Regions from separate parts of the Homo sapiens genome. Here region 1 is linked to region 2. Evidence: read pairs that join two places in POLR2A ChIA-PET (ENCODE). Cell type or tissue: HepG2. All regions are shown on one strand. Links, peaks and the distances in the headings refer to the core of each region. The heading gives the core; the rest is flanking DNA.

Region 1 (4,392 bases), core at 165-4,164, 360 kb after region 2:
AGGGAATGAGAGAGGCAGAGAAAGAGCATGGTGGGAGAGAGGCCACAGCTAGCAGCTGACAGTTGCCCAGGGCTGCGTGGGGAGGCTGGCCTTTCTGTATGGGATCGGTCACGGGCATGCTGACCGCCTGGCCTCAACACTGTGCCCACCAGGTGCAAGAATTGAAAAGGGAATGCACTAATATGCAGAACGTGGGGTCCACAGAGACGCAGATGCATCAACCAGAGAGCGAGAGAAGCGTCTCTGGAGCTGGGATAGGCCACTGTGTAAGATGCAAGGCTGGAGAGTGGGTATCTGCCAACCCCAGAGCCCTCAAAATAGGGGAAATTAACCGCTCCAGGTGGAAGGCAACTTAGGGATATTTTGGAGACAGGCACATCACCACTGTCACCTGCAGCCACGGGCAACCGCGAGTTGGTTTGAAGGATGGTTGAAAAGAAAAGCCCCTTGTGATGGAAAAGTCCTTCCCGGCCCACTTCCCCTCCCCAGCTGACGCCAGGGACCCTCAGTGTGCCCCAGCCTGCACCGCCAGCCCTCTCTCAGTGGGGGTAAGAGACACACAAGCCACCTGCCACCGAGGCCCACCCCAGGGGCTGGGCGGAAACCCCATCTTCCTGCAGGCCCTGGCTGCCAGGAGGGCCGCCCACACCATGTCAGACGCTGCCTGGCAGGGCTCTGCCATTGTCCCTGCTTGGTCACGGAGCAGCATGGGTTAAAAGTGCTATTGTTAGGCCGGGCGCAGTGGCTCACGCCTGTAATCCCAGGACTTGGGAGGCTGAGGCAGGCAGATCACTTGAGGTCAGGAGTTTGAGATCAGCCTGAGCAACATGACAAAACCCTGTCTCTACTAAAATTAGCTAAGTGTCATGGCACGCACCTGTAATCCCAGCTACTTAGGAGGTTGAGGCAGGAGAATTGCTTGAACTCGGGAGGTGGAGGTTGCAGTGAGCCAAGATCGCGCCACTGCACTCTAGCCTGGGCGGCAGGGTGAGACTCCCTCTAAAAAAAAAAAAAAAGCCCTATTGTCACATGAAAAGTTTATTTGTTGGGGACCTGTAAGGCTCAAGAGAATAAACCCAGACTTGGTGGCAGCTCTGTTGGTGGCTGAGCTCTGGGGACAGTGCTCTCACTGGGGTGGGCTCAGGTGTCACCAGGGCCCAGGCGACAACTGGGGAGCCAGCACTGAACCAGACACAGTGGTTGTCCCTCCCTTGCACTCATGACAGGCTCAGGGTCCTGGCAGGCGCTTGCAGAGCCCACTGGCAGGGAGTGTTGACATCCGGTCCCCACCCATCCCGATCACACCACTGATGTCATCACCTTGTACCCCTGGGATGCTTCATGGCCTCTCCACCATGCACACTGGAACATGGGGAGAAGGATGCCATGTCTGAGGTGGTATGAGATGACAAGGAGCATGCTTGGGGCCGGTGGAACAACGTGCTCCCAGCTGCCCCTGCCCTTCAGGGTGAGGGACCTGCTCCAGCAAGTTCAGGGCCCCGTGGAGACTCAGCCTGGAGAGGAGAGGCTCAAGGGCTCCTCCCGGAGTTCTGGGAATGTGTGGGAGATGGGGGCACCCTGCAGCTGGAAGGCGCTGTTTCCCGCTGCTGTGCAGACAGGATGGGAGGAAGGGGGTTCATGCCGTACCCAGGGAATTTGGCGAGACTGTTAAAGGCTGAGCAAGGAGCTCATGAGGCTTTGGTGGGGCTGGCATGGGTCCCCCAACCCTGGACGTCGCAGACAGCACCACCTGCAGGTGGCCCAAGCCATCCTTCAGGAAAGGCACTCGAGCCCAGCGCTCTGCAACCGGCTCTAGTGGTCAAGGGTGAGGAGCCTGGAGCCCCACACTGGGCCCTAAGGTTCAAGGGCTTCTCATCAGCGGCTTCTCATCCGTCTCACCCTGGTCTGCAGCTTCTTCTCTAAATGCATTTTCAAAATTCAAAATGCATTCAAAATTCTTCAACAATGCATTTCTGCACAGCTCTGGAGGCCAGAGTCCGAGTCAGGGTGCCGGCAAGGCTGGCTCTTCTGAGGCCTCTCCCTGGCTTGTCGAGGCCGCCTTCTCCTTGTGACCTCACTTGGCCATCCCTCTGTGCATCTATGTCCTAATCTTCTCCTAGAAGGACACCAGGCAGATTGGACTGGGGCCCACCCAGATGACCTCATGCTACCTGAGTCACCTCTCTAAGCCTGTCTCCAAATACGGTCACATTCTTAGGCCCTGGGGGTTAGGACTTCTACATGTGCACTTTGGGAGGACCTAGTTCAGCCCAGAGCAGATGGGAGGAAGCTCCAGCCTGACCACCGCCCCCTTTCCCAGGCAGGGTCCTAGGCAGCAGCGGGTTGAGGGTCAGCCTGGTTCCCACAGCGAGGATGCTAGCCATTGCCTGAAAGCATGAGGCATCTCCGGCACATGGGGCTTGGCACTGTCTCTAAAGCCCAGGGTGTTTACACATTCCTGTCATGGAGGGGAAAACCCAAGGAGCAGCAGCCTGGAGCACGCATTCACCCCTGCCTGCCAGGGCTTCGGAAGGAGCTAGCTGGGAAACCATGAGTCAAGGAAAATCCTTTATGGAATGAACAAAAACAAAAGGAACAGAAGCCTTTGACTCAGCTCACCGAACCCCACAGGGAGACACTGATGCGGTGGGGGATGTCTACCCGCCTAGTGTCTCCAAACTCACTGCTGGCCAGCCCGGGTATTCTGCATCCCCTGGGCCCACTTTCCGCTGCTTTATCATCACTGCTCATGACAGGGCTCAGCAAGTGGCTCACGAGGCTGGAAGACAGTGAATTGTCCTTGGCTGGTGGCCAGCTCATAAGCTCCTCATGTGACCACCATAGAATGGCACCCACCTGAGATAGTCAGTGTTGGTCCATTGGTCACCAGTGCTGACAGATCCGTTCACAGCCTGACAGCACTCACTCTAAGCCTGCTCAGTCATGGATGCCTGTACCACTGAGCTCTTCCATGGTCATACCAGTAGGATCCAGTCCCTGTCTACAAGAGGGTTCTGGCCACAGTTGGGATGTAAGATATACCCACCCCTTCTGGAAGTTTCCTCAGATTCTCCAGGCACAGAGCGTCCATCAGTTGTGTTCACATTTGGCACTTGTCCCCTCCTCTGTAGTCATCTGCTGATGGACCTCCCCAAGACTGCATTTCTCAAGGACAAGCGAACTTGGGTTCCCAGGCGAGCAGAGGGAGTAGAGCATCTCCTTCAACCCCATGGTCCCTGCATGTACGTTAGCAGGTGGTCCAGAGGAGATGCCTCCTCTGTGCTGTTTGGATGGATGGGTGGGTGGATGGGTAGATGGATGGGTAGATGGGTGGACAGATGGGTGGATGGATGGATAAATGGGTGGATGGGTGGATAGATGGGTGGATGGAAGGGTGGATGAATAGATGGATGGATGCAAGGATGGATGGATAAAGGAATTGGGTGAATAGATGAATAGGTGGATGCATTGATGGAAGGATGGATGGGTGCATGGATGGATGGTTGGATGCATGGGTGGATGAGTGGACAGGTGAACTGATGGCTGGCTGGATGCATATATATATATATATATATATATATATATATATATATATAAATGTATGTGTGGATGGATGGATGGATGGATGAGTCAATGAGTGAATGGATGGATGTACGTATGGGTGAGTGCACGGATCATCGGTGGATGGGTGAATGGATGAGTGCATGGATGGATGAATGGATGGATGGATAGGTAGATGGCTGAATGGGTGGGTGGGTGGATGGATGGATGGATGGATGGGTGCATGGGTGGATGGGTGGATGTGTGGATGGACAGATAGGTGGGTAGGTGGATGGATGGGTGGATACATGCATTTATGCATGCATGGATGGGTGGGTGGGGGTTTGGGAGGGTGAATGCATACATGGATGGGTGAATGGATGGATGGATGAATGACTGGATGGGTGAGTGGATGGTTGGATGGATGGGTGGATGAGTGGGTTAGTGGATGGGTGAATGGGTGGATGGATGGATGGGTGGATGGGTGAATGCATGGGTGGATGGATGGATGGATGGATGGATGGATGGATGGATGGATAGGTGGATAGATGGATGGATGGGTGGAAGGATGGGTGGGTGGATACATTGATGAGTGGGTGGATGCATGTATTCGTGGATGGATGGATCAGTGAATTGATGGATGGGCAGGTGCATGGCTGGATGGGTGGATGGATGCATGGATGGATGGATGGATGGATGTGTGGGTGTCTAGGCAGATGGATGTATAAGTGAAAGGATGGGTTAGTAGATGCATGAATGCATGGATTAGTAGATGGGTGGGTAAATGGGTTTATGGATGGATAGATGAATTGATGGGTGGATGGGTAAGTGGATGAGTGGGTGGATGGGTAG
Region 2 (4,392 bases), core at 167-4,166:
ACACCAGCACACCCGGCTAGTTTTTTGTATTTTTAGTAGAGACGGGGTTTCACCGTGTTAGCCAGGATGGTCTTGATCTCCTGACCTCATGATCTACCTGCCTCAGCCTTCCAAAGTGCTGGGATTACAGGCGTGAGCCACCGCACCCGGCCTACTTTTCGTATTTTTTTTTTTTTGGAGGCGGAGTCTCGCTCTGTTGCCCAGACTGGAGTGCAGTGGCACAATCTTGGCTCATTGCAACGTCTGCATCCTGGGTTCAAGCAATTCTCCTGCCTCAGCCTCCCAAGTAGCTGGGATTACAGGTGCCTGCCACCACGCCCAGCGAATTTTTTGCATTTTTTTTTAGTAGAGACGGGGCTTCACCGTTTTGCCCAGGCTGGTCTCGAACTCCTGACCTCAGGTGATCTGCCCACCTCAGCCTCCCAAAGTGCTGGGATTGCAGGCGTGAGCCACCGCGCCTGACCTAACCTACTTATTCTTTATCTCCCCGGAATGAAATGGCCTTTATCACCTTGGGAAACAGATTAGCATCTGCTTATTTTTCTGTGCTCATCTGACTGTAAGGTAATGTTGGAAGATAATGTAATTAGGTTTATTGTAAAACTTTCTCTCTTCTGGCGGGAATATTTTTTAATGCTATGAAAATAAAAATACTGGGCCAGGCGCGGTGGCTCATGCCTGTAATCCCAGCACTTTGGGGGGCCAAGGTAGGCAGATCACCTGAGGTCAGGAGTTCGAGACCAGCCTGACCAACATGGTGAAACCGAATCTCTACTAAAAATGCAAAAAAAAAAAAAAAAAAAAAAAAGACTGGGCACAGTGGCTCGCGTCTGTAATCCCAGCACTTTGGGAGGCTGAGGCGGGCAGATCACCTGAGGTTGAGAGTTTGAGACCAGCCTGACCAACATGGAGAAACCCCGTCTCTCGTAAAAATACAAAATTAGCCAGGCGTGGTGGCCCATGCCTGTAATCTCAGCTAATTGGGAGGCTGAGGCAGGAGAATCACTTGAACCTGGGAGGCAGAGGTTGTGGTGAACCAAGATCGCATCAATGCACTCCAGCCTAGGCGACAAGAGCAAAACTCTGTCTCAAAAAAAAAAAAAAAAATTCGCTGGGCGTGGTGGCGGGCACCTGTAATCCCAGCTACTCCGGAGGCTGAGGCAGGAGAATTGTTTGAACCCGGGAGGCAGAGGTTGCAGTGAGCTGAGATCGTGACATTGCACTCTAGCCTGGGCAACAGAGCTACACTCCATCTAAAAAAAAGGAAAAGAAAAACACTGTACTGATTTTGGATTTTTTCCAAGCAAGTAATAGGTAAAAAGAAACCCAAACTGGCTTACATGAAAGGGCACCTATTGGCTTGTGTAACTGATCAGGTGCAACCATTGCTATAAGCTTGATCCAGACCCGACTCAGTGACTCATGCCAGTAATCTCAGCAGTTTGGGAGGACGAGGCAGGCGGATCACCTGAGGTCGGGAGATCGAGACCAGCCTGACCAACATGGAGAAACCCCGTCTCTACTAAAAATACAAAATTAGCCAGGCACGGTGGTGTATGCCTGTAATCCCAGCTACTTGTGAGGCTGAGGCAGGAGAATCACCTGAACCCGGGAGGTGAAGGTTGCAGTGAGCCAAGATTGCGCCACTGCACTCCAGCCTGGGTGACAAAGCAAGACTCCATCTCAAAAACAAAACAAAACAAAACAAAACAAAACAACAACAACAACAAAAAAAAGAGGGTGAAAGGCAGCCCCAGAGTGGGAGAAGAGATTTGTAAAATGGACAAAGGCCTTATAATTGGAATATATAAAGAACTCCTAAAAATCAATAAGAAAACCACAGACAGCCCAAGAGAAAAATGGGCAAATGGCTCAAGCAGGTATCTGGTGAAAGAGGATATGCAGACGGCCAATGAATCTGCACAAAGTGCTCCACGTCATGAATCATTAGGGAAGTGCAAATTAAATCCACAGGAGACACCTGGGCACACCCTCCAGAAAGCACACAATGACCTGCTGGCAAGGACAGGAATGACCACTTTGGAAAACTCTTTGGCAGCACAGCCGAACTGAGCCTCTCCACTTGAAAATGCCCTTTGCTCAGAACCCAGCAGCAGCTCCAAAGTCTCCACCCAGCCTGTGGGGCCCCAGTACCCACCCTTGCCTCCCATGCCTCTCTCCTCACCCCTGCACTTGGCTGCCCTCACCCTCGGGCTGCACCTTGAACACCAGAAGGGCGCTCCTGCCTCCAGCCTCTGCCTGGAATTCTCTGCCCTTGGGTAGCCACGTGGTTCACTCCTCCTTTGGTCTCTGCCCAAATGGCCCCTGTAGAAGAGACCTCCCCACCCAGCCATGTCCTCTTCCTGTGACTTACCACTCCAGACTTTCTGTGTGGATGCATCATGGTCTACCTCCTTCCATCAGAATGTGAGCTCCGAGGCAAAGGCTCTTCAGACCTTAAACAGTCTAGGCTCCGTCCCCAGAGTCTAGAATAGAGCCTGCCACGTAATTGGCACTCAATAAATGTTACATGAATTAATGGAAACCATCCTGGCACGAGTGGTAGCTCTCTTTCCTCCAAAAGAATGAGCTTGCCGAGAGAGACAACATCATGAAAGAGAGACAGAAAAGCCACACTCAGACCCAACATTGAGTTCTGGATCAAGTTTTTTTTTTTTTTTTTTTTTTTGAGACAAAGTTTCGCTCTTGTTTCCCAGGCTGGAATGCAATGGCGCGATCTCGGCTCACTACAACCTCCGCCTCACGGGTTCAAGCAATTCTCCTGCCTCAGCCTCCCGAGTAGCTGGGATTACAGGCATGCACCACCAAGCTCGGCTAATTTTGTATTTTTAGTAGAGATGGGGTTTCTCCATGTTGGTCAGGCTAGTCTGGAACTTGGCCTCCGAAAGTGCTGGGTTTACAGGCGTGAGCCACAGCGCCCAGCTCCTGTTATTTTTTAGGAGCTTTATTGTTTTACCTTTCCTGTTTAGATCTATAATCTGTCAGGAATTAATTTTTGTGTGTGCTGTGAGGTAGGGGTGTGAGGTATGGTGAGAAAAAAGATTCATGGTTCCCCATTTGGATATCCCGTTGGCTCGGTGGGGTGGCTAATGCCTGTAATCCCAGCACTTTGGGAGGTCAAGGCAGGAGAACTATTGGAGCCCAGGAGTTCAGGACCAACCTGGGCAACATAGTGAGACCCCATGGATCGACTGATGAATTGATCGATCAATCAATAGATAGATCAATCAATAGATATCCAAATGATCCAAAACTATTCACAGAAGAGCCCATCCATTCCCTACAGCATGAGTCAGGGATCACAAATGTGTGGAACCTTCTAGACACGCTATTCTTTTTCATTGGTTGATTTGTCCTTCTCTGACAGGTACCACATTATCTTAATTAATATAGCTTTTTATTTTTATTTATTTATTTATTTTGAGATGGAGTCTCGCTCTGTCACCCTGGCTGGAGTGCAGTGGCATGATCTCGGCTCACTGCAAGCTCTGCCTCCCGGGTTCAAGCGATTCTCCTGCCTCAGTCTCCTGAGTAGCTGGGATTACAGGCATGAGCCACCACACCTAGCTCATTTTTGTATTTTTAGCAGAGACGGGGTTTCGCCATGTTGGTCAGGCTGGTGTCGAACTTCTGACCTCAGGTGGTCTTCCCGCCTCGGCCTCCCAAAGTGCTGGGATTACAGGCATGAGCCACTGCACCTGGCCTACTACAGCTTTTGAAGTAGGTCTTGACATCAAATTGTGTATGTTTTCTGGTTTTATCCTGCCAGATTATTTTTGGTTGTATTTTTGGTAGAGACGGGGTTTCACCATGTTGGCCAGGCTGGTCTCAAACTCCTGACCTCAAGTGATCTGCCTGCCTTGGCCTCCCAAAGTGCTGGGATTACAGGCGTGAACCACGGTGCCTGGCCTCACAAGAATTCCTTTTTACTTTGAGACAGAGTTTTGCTCTTGTTGCCCACGCTGGAGTGCAATAGTGTGATCTTGGCTCACTGCAACCTCTGCCTCCCGGGTTCAAGCAATTCTTCTGCCTCAGCCTCCCAAGTAGCTGGGATTACAGACATGCAGCACCACACCCAGCTAATTTTTGTGTTTTTTATAGAGATGGGGTTTCACCGTGTTGGCCAGGATGGTCTCGATCTCCTGACCTCGTGATCCGCCCGCCTCGGCCTCCCAAAGTGCTGGGATTAAAGGCATGAGGCAATGCACCCCGCCAGTTCTTACAAGGAGGAGGCAGAAGCTGGAAAGGCAAGGAAAAAGATCCTGCCCTAGAGCCTCAGAAGGAAGCAGCCGTGAGGACACCTTGGTGTCGGGCTTCTGGCTCACTGAACCGTAAGAGAATCAATCTCCATTGTTTTAATCCACCAAGTTT

Evidence for each region. Peaks named below come from ENCODE experiments on the same cell type or tissue, not always from the same donor. Only the 100,000 strongest peaks of a DNase experiment are listed, where the experiment ranks them.
Region 1: POLR2A ChIA-PET joins it to region 2 with 10 read pairs; 1 of 35 experiments calls an interaction of 5 or more read pairs at or near these places.

What each region holds. Positions count from the first base shown.
Region 1 is chr16:88,240,357-88,244,748 of GRCh38, forward strand. It overlaps a transcript of ZNF469 not described here. Among named protein-coding and RNA genes, the nearest start is that of LINC02182, 48 kb to the left of the region's middle. RefSeq lists enhancers at 1-81, 1,980-2,480. In HepG2, for the core only: a CTCF peak has its summit at 1,748; a DNase peak (open chromatin) is centred at 2,205.
Region 2 is chr16:87,883,478-87,887,869 of GRCh38, forward strand. It overlaps a transcript of CA5A not described here. Among named protein-coding and RNA genes, the nearest start is that of SLC7A5, 16 kb to the left of the region's middle. In HepG2, for the core only: no CTCF peak of the experiment used is centred there; a DNase peak (open chromatin) is centred at 2,094.